2 separate regions of the Homo sapiens genome follow, and region 2 is linked to region 1. The links are chromatin contacts, found by Hi-C or POLR2A ChIA-PET in ENCODE. All regions are on one chromosome and are shown on one strand. The core of a region is the stretch at or near the end of the contact, and the rest is flanking DNA. Distances in the headings are between cores, read along the strand shown. Region 1 holds the start of SRRM1 (serine and arginine repetitive matrix 1). Region 2 holds the start of YARS1 (tyrosyl-tRNA synthetase 1).

Evidence for each region. Hi-C counts contacts between places; a loop is a spot of excess contacts on that map. ChIA-PET counts read pairs that join two places held with the same protein, here RNA polymerase II (POLR2A). Pooled maps may share reads with other maps.
Region 2: a loop to region 1 is called in a map of naive thymus-derived CD4-positive, alpha-beta T cell, with 33 times the contacts of the local background. The contact joins the promoter of YARS1 here to the promoter of SRRM1 in region 1. A Hi-C loop is called at or near these places in 1 of 168 maps with a recorded cell type or tissue (naive thymus-derived CD4-positive, alpha-beta T cell) and 4 of 50 pooled maps. POLR2A ChIA-PET finds 5 or more read pairs at or near these places in 1 of 52 experiments (RWPE1).

What each region holds. Positions count from the first base shown.
Region 1 is chr1:24,641,728-24,647,240 of GRCh38, forward strand. SRRM1 (serine and arginine repetitive matrix 1) reads left to right here and starts at 1,575. Exons shown (of 17, transcript NM_005839.4): 1 at 1,575-1,620; 2 at 4,257-4,346; 3 at 4,940-5,062. The coding sequence starts at 1,600. RefSeq lists an enhancer at 1,147-1,246 and silencers at 1,317-1,636, 1,897-1,956.
Region 2 is chr1:32,814,176-32,819,578 of GRCh38, forward strand. It overlaps YARS1 (tyrosyl-tRNA synthetase 1), which reads right to left and starts at 3,183. Exons shown (of 13, transcript NM_003680.4): 1 at 3,013-3,183. The coding sequence starts at 3,069. It overlaps S100PBP (S100P binding protein), which reads left to right and starts at 3,478. Exons shown (of 7, transcript NM_022753.4): 1 at 3,478-3,514. RefSeq lists enhancers at 2,295-2,796, 2,797-3,296, 3,045-3,354, 3,722-3,891, 4,325-4,434 and 2 more.

The sequences.
Region 1 (5,513 bases), core at 325-2,824:
GGTGGTTTGTGGTTTTGGTGGATGGAGGGCGAAGGAATCAGGATTTCAACTTGGGGCACGTGGGACGGTCAAGAGAGAAGTCTGAGCTGGAGATGCAGGGATGTCTCCAGCACACAGCTAGTGTCTCCAGCCACGAGAGCAAACACACACATACTTTCAGGTGGGCTAAGTGCCATGGAAAAAAAGAGAAAAGGGAGGCGAGAGTGTGTGTGGGGGCGGGAACGATGCAAAAGATGGCCGGAGGAGGCCTTTCTGAGAAAGGGACGCCGGCTTTCCCTCCGAGAAAGGGAAGCGAGAAGGGCGAGAAGCGCTTGCGAAAAAGCTGGCAGAGTGGGGCCGGGCGCGGTGGCTCAGGCCTGAAGTCCCTGCACTTTGGGAGGCCAGGAGTTCGAGACCAGCAACAGAGCGAGACCCCCATCTCTGCTTTATTAGATAAAAATAACTTTTTTTTTTGAGACAGTCTCGCTCTGTCACCCAGGCTGGAGTGCAGTGGCGTGATCTCGGCTCACTGCAAGCTCCACCTCCCGGGTTAATGCCATTCTCCTGCCTCAGCCTCCCGAGTAGCTGGGACTACAGACGCCCGCCACCACGCCCAGCTAATTTTTTGTATTTTTAGTAGAGACGGGGTTTCACCGTGTTAGCCAGGATGGTCTCGATCTCCTGACCTCGTGATCCGCCCGCCTCGGCCTCCCAAAGTGCTGGGATTACAGGCGTGAGCCACCGCGCCCGGCCAATAATTTTCAAAATAAGAAAATCTAGCAGTGCGCATCCAACCCAAGGCCCTCGCAGCCAGAGCAGAGGCACCAGGGCGGCCAGGCGAGGCGCTGCGAGGAAGCTGGTGCTTCTCGGAGTCCGAGACCCGGGCTGGGGAGAGCCCGAGGCAGAGCCCGAGGACCACGGCTCTCTGGCGGGCGTCCTGCCCAGCGGCGTGATTACCGGGCCGCCGAAACCGAAACCCATCTACTGGACACTTCCAGCTTCCTCCAAAGGCTGAGCAAGCTGAGCTACAAGGCAGATTTCATGTCTGCTGCCAGGCTCGACCGCTTTACAGACAATCCTCTCTCGTCTGGTAAACGCGTAAAACCTACACAATCACAACTTTCACAACGAGAGGGAAGCCGCAGGCCTCTCGTCGGCGCACGGGCCGCCTCGCCCGCGTCACTCTGAGGTAACAGCCTTTCTCTTCAATCGCTTCATGGAACTCCAGGACGCCAAGCCTCTTCCACTACGGGTCGAAGGATGGGTCACGTCACATTGCGCGAACAAGGATGGTCACGCGCCACAAAAGGACTTGCAGGGCGGGGCGACTCGACGGCCTTCCCTTTTGCTCCCATTGGCTGCGGTCGTCAGGTTCGCCTCCTCCACTACCTACCGGGGAGTTTAGGGCCTGACAGAAGCCCGCCCCCGCTGGCGCTCGTGCGCACGCGTGGCGGGCTCTCGGCGCACTGAGCAGGCGCGGCCTCGTGTCGGCCGGAGGGGGCGGGCGCAACGACGCGCGCTGCGTCCCGGCGCTCGGCTTTCCCTCCGCCGGTCCCGCCCTCCGTCGCGGCGGCGCGGTGTACCCTGGGATAGGGAGCGATCTCCGAGCGAGGCGGCAAGATGGACGCGGGATTTTTCCGCGTAAGTAGAAGCGCCGGGCGCCGGGGTGAGGCCAGGGACTTCTCGGTAAGGCCTGGTAGGAGACCTTAGCTTGGCACAGGGTGGCCAGCGAGGGGAGCTTCGGAGATCTTAAGGATTCCTCCTAGAGCCGGCGCACCCCCCCCCCCCCCGTGCGCTGCGGCGGAGACCGGTGCGCCCCTGCGCAGTCTCCTCCTCCGGAATGGTCCCCCCTACGCGGCGGCGACGGTGGCCGGAAAATGGCGGCGGGAATGGGCCGGGATGGTACCTCGCTGCCCGCCTGCCTGGCGGGGCCTGCAGGCCGAGCGCCGTGCGTGCCGCCGGGTCCTGGGGCCTAGCGGAGCCGGAGGAGGAAGTCCCGAGTGGGAGGCCAAAGGAAAGCCCTAAGGTCACTGGTGGCGGCAGGGCAGGGAGAATATGGTTTGGGGGTACATCTTGGGAGAGCACCTTAGGGGAGGGAGAACAGGAAGAAGCATTCAGCGGCTTTTTTTGAAAAAGCGCCCTCCCCGCCCCCCAACGTCCTCCCTCCAGGTCCTAAGCCTTCGTGGAGGCGCCAGGTCAGGGTTCGCGGGAGCTCCCGCCCAATTTGATATCCCTTCAGGGAGGGGGACGTAGATAACTTGTTGGGACAATGTGAATTTAAGGTTCTGTGAGGGTAGAGGGTGCAACGAAAACTATGCGCGGGTATGGAGGCAGGTTGTGGAGTGATTCAATTCCTTCCCGCCCTCCACATCCCTCACCACCCGCCACCATCGTGTTTTACTCTTGGAGTCCGCTGGTGAAAGGTAACTCTTACCTAGGCTCTGCCAGCGTCGTCTGCCCATCGCCTGCAGGCAGGGAAGTTACTCCGTCGTAGTTGGTTCTCGGGGCCCACACTTTATCAGGCTCGTGCTGGAGCCTGTGTGTCCCATAGTCCCCTCCTGTAGGAAATTAGTACTAGATCAAGATCTAGAAGGGACACAGGACTAGAGTTGAGCACCATTGGTCTCTCAGGGCTTGCAAACTGTTAATGCAGAATGAAGTCGTATAGAAACTAGTTGATCTAAGCCAATATATCCGTTTTCTGAAATACACGTTAGCTCTTCTCTTTAGAGCATGTAATTTGCAGTTTGTGTGTTTTCAAAGGAAAAATTGGAAGGGAGGAGGGCCAGAACTTTAGTAAAAATATCTTTGGACACTCCGAATTGGACATTGAAATCCTTCTTTAATTGGCTTTAAATATGCCAACGAGTTTTTCGTCATGTTAGAATGTTATCCCCCAAGTATTTTACCTAAGAACAACCAGCTGTTCTTAGGCAAACAGTAAGATACTTATTTTGGAATGATAGTTTCAGATTAGCGTATCGAATTTGCAAACTGCTTATGAACTGTCCATTTTGTAATTTCCATCAAAGTGTTTTGTAGTAAATATTCAATATTTTCTGCAGTGCAAGTAGTATTTTGAAACAAGTGAAAGCCTTTTCTGACTTTTGTCAAAATATTTTCTGTGGAAAGGAGTCCAAATAAATAAAAGAGTAAGGTGATTGATGAGCAAATTTTAACATGAAGTTTGCTTGTGGTATTGGTAAAGGTCTGGGAGAGGGGCGAGTTTTTAGTACACAGCCTACAATTGCTTAAATACAAGAGTTAACTGGATTTAAGATCCAAGTTAAAATATTTTAGGGTCATTATCTAGTACCCTGCCAACCAGATGAACTATTTCAGGTAGTATAGAAGTTATATCTTCCATTCAATGAACTTCTTCCACATGCCAGATACTTTACATATGTTATTTCTGGTATGTACACAGCAACCCTGCAGAGTAGGTTTCTATACCTCTATTTTAGCAGGGAAGGAACTATCCTCAGAGAGGCTGGGTAACTTGGTTTACGATCTTACGGCTAAGTAGTGGCACAGTTTTTACCTTCTCAAACAAAATTTTTTTTGATCGCTTTCCAGGGGACTGTGGCCAACTCAGTGAACCAATCAGTACATTTCAGATGGCACAGCCAGTTATTTCCGTGTTTAATTGGGCCAGTAGGAATGACAAAATGAAAAGAATAATTAGTGATCACTCGATGATCTAAGGTAGTATTTGTAAGCTTTCATTTTTCCAGGTTCTTTGCTGAAATTGAGTTTATTTAGGTAACCCTGTCTTCTTCACTCATTCCAAGTTCCTAAAAGTTGTAGAAGACTAACAGCACAGTCCTGGGATGTTCTTTTTTCCTTTCACCCTGTTTGTATGCATTGCCACAGTAGTTTTGCAAGCATGCAACTGGCTTTCAAAAAAGAATGAAATTTCAAATACTTCAATGTGTTCTCATTTAAACAGAAAAGCCCTACGTATCTATTAGCATAGGAAAAGGTGTGAAAGGATACAAATCAAATCTAACATTGGATATGAGGAGGTGTTGGCTTTATGCTGTATACTGTTGTTTTAGGTTTGACTTATGATGAACATATACTTGATAATTTAAAAATCCAGTCAAGTTTTCCAAGTATCAGCTACATTGGGGAAGGAGTATGCATTTCTCATCTATGAAAACTAGTTTGGTATTGTGTTTACTTGGTTACCCTATTTTGGCTATAAAGGTCGTAGGTGATAAAAAGTAAGGATTTAACTTTGAACCCTTAGTTAAGATGTGGTTCTCTTCCTGCAGGGAACAAGTGCAGAACAGGATAATCGGTTCAGCAACAAACAGAAGAAACTACTGAAGCAGCTGAAATTTGCAGAATGCCTAGAAAAAAAGGTATTCTTCTGGATGAGACTGTTGTGCATCTTTATAGCACACTTACTTGACTCAAGTTCTGGGGTTGTTTTGGAGATGCATTGTAACTTGAATGCTAAGAAAAACATAATTGAACATTAACCACCTTTTAGCCACCACACGTGGCACAGCCATATAAGAATTAGCAGATTGTGGCTGGGCGAGGTGGCTCACGCCTGTAATCCCAGCACTTTGGGAGGCCGAGGCGGGCAAATCACAATGTCAGGAGATTGAGACCATCCTGGCTAACACGGTGAAACCCTGTCTCTACTAAAAATACAAAAAATTAGCCGGGCGTGGTGGCGGGTGCCTGTAATCCCAGCTAATTGGGAGGCTGAGGCAGGAGAATGGCACGAACCTGGGAGGCGGAGCTTGCAGTGAGCTGAGCACCACTGCACTCCAGCCTGGGCAAGAGTGCAAGACTCTGTCTCAAAAAAAAAAAAAAAAAATTAGCAGATTCTACTATGCCAAACAAAAAAACTAAGCTAAAAGGAACTTTGGTAGACAGAACTCTAACTTGAGCATTTTTTTTTAGGATTGTGAAGTTGTACTTAATTGTTTCTATGTTTCATCAGGTGGACATGAGCAAAGTAAATTTGGAGGTTATAAAGCCTTGGATAACAAAAAGAGTAACGGAAATCCTTGGGTTTGAAGATGATGTTGTGATTGAGTTTATATTCAACCAGCTGGAAGTGAAGGTACTAATATACAAATGGCTCTTGTTTCTGAATATGTGATATAATTTGTGAATCTTTGGAAACTGAATTTTTTCTATGGAGTGCAAATATAGAAGGGTTATTTTACAATGTTTGTTGTGAAAAGAATTCACTTTGTAAACAACTATTAAGGCTGGAAGTTTAGTGAAGGTGCATAGTTTTGAAAGCTACACAGGTGAAAAATCAAACTTATTGTTTGTAATTTTGCTGTTACATGTTAAGTTACTTTGACAGCAATTTTCTAATGATAATGTGATTTATGATTTAAAAGGCCTGAACCAAAATGGAAGTTATTCCTTGCGTCTGAAGTATAGCACCATCACCTTATTAGGTCACAGCAGAGTGAGTGTCCCAATGTCGCTCTGACCCAACTCCCTTGATGATGCAGTGTGTGTTTGGAGGTGAGTTGTGTAAAGTGGCCAAACATCAACAA
Region 2 (5,403 bases), core at 1,933-4,432, 8.2 Mb after region 1:
CCAACCATCTTTTTCACTGATAGTTTCACTCCTACTACAGTAAATGGTACCATCATTTAGAGTTGTTCAAGGACTCCAAAACTGCTCTTCAACCCTCCTATTTCTCTCTGCCTCTACATCACCACCCAAATCCAGGCCCTATCAGATCACACCAGGATTACCGTAACATTCTCCTAACAGGTCTCCCAAATCTACTCTTACTCCCTCCAATCCAAGTTCTTTTTTATTTTTTTGAGACGGAGTCTTGCTCTGTCACCCAAGCTGGAGTGCAGTGATGCAATCCTGAGTCACTGCAACCTCTGCTCCCGGGTTCAAACGATTCTCCTGCTTCAGTCTCCCAAATAGCTGGAATTACAGGTGCCCGCCACCAGGCCAGAGAAATTTTTGTATTTTTAGTAGAGATGGGGTTTCACTATGTTGGCCAGGCTGGTCTTGAACTCCCAACCTCAAGTGATCTGCCCGTGTGGGCCTCCCAAAGTGTTGGGATTACCGGCATGAGCCACTGCGCTTGGCCCCTCCAATCCATGTTCTAAAAGGTAGCCAGAGACAGTCTTTTAAAACTCAAAAACTTCTTTAAAACTCATTTTCCTTTTTACAAACCTTTAATGATTTCTTTTTGTCCTATGACAGTATTGGAAAAATTCTAACAGGCCAGTGTACCCCGATAAGAGGTTGTAGTGTTTCCTCAAGTTACGGTTTTGGGAGGCTGTCAGAAACCATGATAGACTGCTGGTTTGAATCATGTTTTACCAGGACTTGTTAAACTCCTGTGCTCCAAGTCTTTTGGCAGCTGATCCCGCATGCTCAAGAGCACCCCTGACAACGTGGACACTTGGAGGGTTCTCACCATCCAAGAAGATGTCACATTACTTAGCCTTTAAAACCTGAGTGAGGCCGGGCACTGTGGCTCACTCTGTAATCCCAGCACTTTGGGACGCCGAATTTGGCGGATAACTTGAGGTCAGGAATTTGAGACCAGCCTGGCCAGCATGGTGAAACCCCGTCTCTACTAAAAATACAAAAATTAGCCCGGCGTGGTGGTGCACGTCTGTAATCCCAGCTACTCAGGAGGCTGAGGCAGGAGAATCACTTGAGCCCAGGAGGCAGAGGTTGCAGTGAGCTGAGATTGTGCCATTGCACTCCAGCCTGGCCGACAAGAGATAAACTCCGTTCCAGAAAAAAAATCCCCAAAACAAAAAACCCAATTGAGTCAATTCTAATAGTTTTGTGTATTTTTAGTCTCCAACCAGCACTATTTTATGGAGAGAGAATAGGAAACAAAGAATCTAGCTAGGGGAAGCGTGCAAAAACCTTTGGTTAAGACTAAGTTGTAAATGGAATAACCCAAATGTCCATCAACTGATGAACGGATAAACAAAATGTATATCCATACAACAGAGTATCATTCAACCATAAAAAGGAATGACGTTCTGCTAGGTGCAAATACATGCATGAACTTTGAAAACATTATGCTAAGTGCAAAAAGTCAGACACAACAAACATATTGTATGATTCTAGTTACAGGAAATGCCCAGAATACGCAAATACCTGGAGACAGAGAGTAGATTAGTGTTTCTCTAAGGCTAGGAGTAGTGGGTAATAGGTAGCGTCTGCTAACGGGTGCAAGTTTTATTAGATAGTGTGATGGTTGTGGCCGGGAGCCGTGGCTCACGCCTGTAATCCCAGCACTCTGGGAGGCCAAGGAGGGTGGATCACGAGGTCAGGAGATCGAGACCACCCTGGCTAACACGGTGAAACCCCGTCTCTACTAAAAATACAAAAAATTAGCCGGGCGTGGGGGCGGTCACCTGTAGTCCCAGCTACTCGGGAGGCTGAGGCAGGAGAATGGCGTGAACCTGGGAGGCGGAGGTTGCAATGAGCCGAGATTGGGCCACTGCACTCCAGCCTGGGCGACAGAGCGAGACTCCGCCTCAAAAAAAAAAAAAAAAAAAAAGATAGTGTGATGGTTGCACAACCTTGTGAACATACTAAAACCCACTGAATTGTGCACTTTAAAAGGGTGAATTTTATAGTATGTGAAGTACATCTCTAAAAAGAAAAAACAGAACAGGCTGTGTGGCCCAACTGATTTATCACTACTCTTAGAAGGAAGCCCAATTTAAAATTGAACAGAATAAGGCCTGCAAGGCTCCCGTGACTTGGTCCCTGCCTACCTCTCTTAAACAAATAAATAAAATGTATACTATGTAGAAACAATAACAAAAAAAAGGCAGAGCAAGGTATGGGGCAGTTCTGGTGCCAGAGGGTTTGTTATTTAAATAAAGTGGTCGGAAATCATGCGTCGCTGATAAGGTGACAACAGTCAGAAGCCTGAAAAAGTTAAGGGGTAAGCAATATAAATATTTAAGTGCTTCCTCATAACTTTGCTCACTCCACTCCAGCTAAATTTGCCACAATTTCTGTTTCCTCCATCTGAAATGCTCTCCCTCCTTATTCTTCCATTCTTCCTCTGGTTCACTTCTACTCCTGTAGTTCTTGGTAACAAACGGAACATTTGTGGAGTGAGGGGGGGGGATCCATTTCCTTCAAGGCGCAGTTTGGAGGTCACTTCCTCAGGGAAGCCTTCCCTTCTCTCTTTCCCTTTAAAGCTCCCAGTATAGCATCTTCCAGTACTTACTTGAACCGTAATGGGTCATTTTTAACGTCTGATCCCCTTCAGACAAGCTCTGGCAGGCCCTTGACGTATCCCCAGCGACTAAGCACCACGTCTGGCACTTAATAGGGGGGTGGAATGGGAGTCCTGGATTCAAAGTTTGGCTCCAACACAAGACAACTGGACGCAAGAGGTGAGCCCACTGTGATTTCTGGGGAACCCAGGGAAGGGCTGCTTGATTGACTGACCGACCAGCAGTGAGATCTACAGGCTCTCTCAGAGCTGCGCCAGCGCCGAGTCCCCGGCCCCACATACTTAGAACCCCGTAATGGGGCTCAAAATCACTGAACCTCGGGCTCCTAATCCCCAACGGCGCATTTCCAACCCCCAGGCCTGACCTGCAGGTTCCGGGTGATAAGGTGCAGTTTCTCTTCAGGGCTGGGAGCGTCCCCCATGGCTCCGCTACCCCTGCTTCCCCCGCTCAGCCCGGCACCAGAGCCCCTTCCTGGGTCACCGTCGCCGCCGCGTGCCGGGAACTGTCACGCGAGTCCAGCCAGGTTGCATCAGCTGGGCTCGGCGCTCCGCTTACTCGGCCTGGACCCCTCCGGCAGCGGCCGGAAAAAGTGAGGAGCAGCAGAGAGTCGAGCAGGTCGATGAGACGGGAAAAGGTGGAGCCAGTGGGCACGGTGGGCGGTGCGGAGGGCGGGGCTGAGGCGCCTGAGCGGGGCACAACCCTCCTAGAGGCGGGACGGTTTCCTGCCAATCACTGCTGGTTTGCCCTCCCCCTGGTGTTGGCCCGGCTGACTCGGGGTAGGGGAGGTCGGGGAGGGGGCGATAAAATGGCGCAGGGGGCGGAGTGAGGCGCAGTCGTTCGCCCAGGCTTTGGCCCGGCTTCCGGAGGTGAAGAGCGGGAGGGACGAGGGGGTCGGCGTTACCCGGCTTGGAGGGGGATGGGGGCGCCTGTTGCTTCTCCAGGGGGTTGCGCACGCCGTCCGCCCCTTGGAGGGATTGGGAGGCCCACGCCCTGCTGCGAGAAGGGCGCGTTCTAGCTCCTGAGGTGATGGCGAGGGAATGTCCCTGCCCCTCCACCTCCAAGTCGGCGGGCGACAGATGCCCCTCACCCCGCTGAGGAAAAGGGAAGCTCCCTGGTCGTCTTGAGAGTCGGGGAGCGCCGTCTGCAGTCCCCTGCCCAGTGGGGGTGGGGGCCGCCTCTGTCCCGGCCGGCTCGGCGGGAGGCTGTTGCTGGCGGGAAGATAGCCGCGGGCTTTTCTGCCGCGTCTCGCGGGTGGGGGCAGGAAGAGGACGACCCATTCCCTGGGGAGATCTGAGGACGGTGGTCCCCGGGAGAGGAGCGCACAGCACAGGCCTGCTGAGGGGCGGGTTTGCCCCTACTGGGGGAGGGGCGGGGAGAAAACTCTCGCTTCTCCCGCTTTCCGCCGGGAGGCGGGAATTCGCGGTGTCCCCGGGGGAGGGAGACGCAAAGGCCCTTCCTGGAAGGCGACACCGTCCCGGGCCGTTGCATTTGTGAGAGAGAGCCAAGGCAGTATCCTCCAAAGGTTGGGCCTGGGCCACCCTTTCTCCGGCTCCTCAAGGGCTGGAGGCGGCGTCACCAGTTACTTCCAGGGCAAGAGGGAAAGCAGTTATTACCTCAGTGGGCCCTGGAAAGGTCCTAGAAGTGGTTGAATTGCCCACGGCCTGCCCTAACCTGATCTCCGGTGTTTTGTGTATTTATTAGGGACTCCAAGCTCTACCAGACCTGCCTGAAGTGTTTTAAAGCACATTTTCTTTTTGAAAAGAAACCTGTTGCTGCAGCTTAGCGCATCTGTTCTCTGTGTCCATGTGGGAGGAGAATCCTGGCACCCTCATCTAGTGAAATGTTACCTAAAGCAAAGATTTGCAGCCCTGGGTTGTTTTTTCCGTCCTGCAGTGTTTTTAGTTACTTCGAAGGAATTTGCAAAACTGTTACAGATAATTTCAGTTCTTTTTGATTTTTTGTAAATGTTGTGCCTATTTTTTATGGAGTGATAAAGCCTGCTGAGTGCGTTTCGTGCTGTGTGCTTCACATGTATTGCATTTGGGAAAGGTTGGAAATCAAAGGCCAGGGGGAAGTCTTGTCCACTGGAAATAATCTCTGCTCTTGGCTGTACCTGTCAGACCCTGCTTGGTAATGGTCTTGACTTTAGAGCTTGAAAGAGGATGTGGGCTTGCATCTGGTGTTGCAGTTTTAGTGGCCTCAATAAAGTAAGGCTTTGTGCTCGAAGGCAGTAGGTTTTCTGAGGTGAGATAAAAATAGAAAGGGAACCAGTTTCTGAGGTTGCAACCAGGAGGTTCGAGAACAGAGAGGGGGTGGTAAACTGAAGTGTGAAGAAGGGGGTGGACAGGTGAGAGAGATGTGGAAGGACAGAATGGGGTCACAGAAAGGATGGGGTGTAGAGGAACTAAGAAATAGAATTAGAAGATCGGAAAAATATTCTTCCCTTAAAAATGAAGGGATATGGCCAGACATGGTGGCTCACGCCTGTAATCCCAGCACTTGGGGAGGCCGAGGCCGGAGGATTGCTTGAGGCCAGGAGTTCAAGACTAGACTGGCCAACATAGCAAAACCCCATCTCTACTGTAAATACAAAAATTAGCCTAGCATGGTGGACGCCTGTAATCCCAGCTACTGGGAGGCTGTGGCATGAGAATCGCTTGAAACTGGGAGGCAGAGGTTGCAGTGAGCCCAGATCACGCCACTGCATTTCAGCCTGGGTGATTGAGTGAGACCCTGTCTCAAAAATAAAAATAAA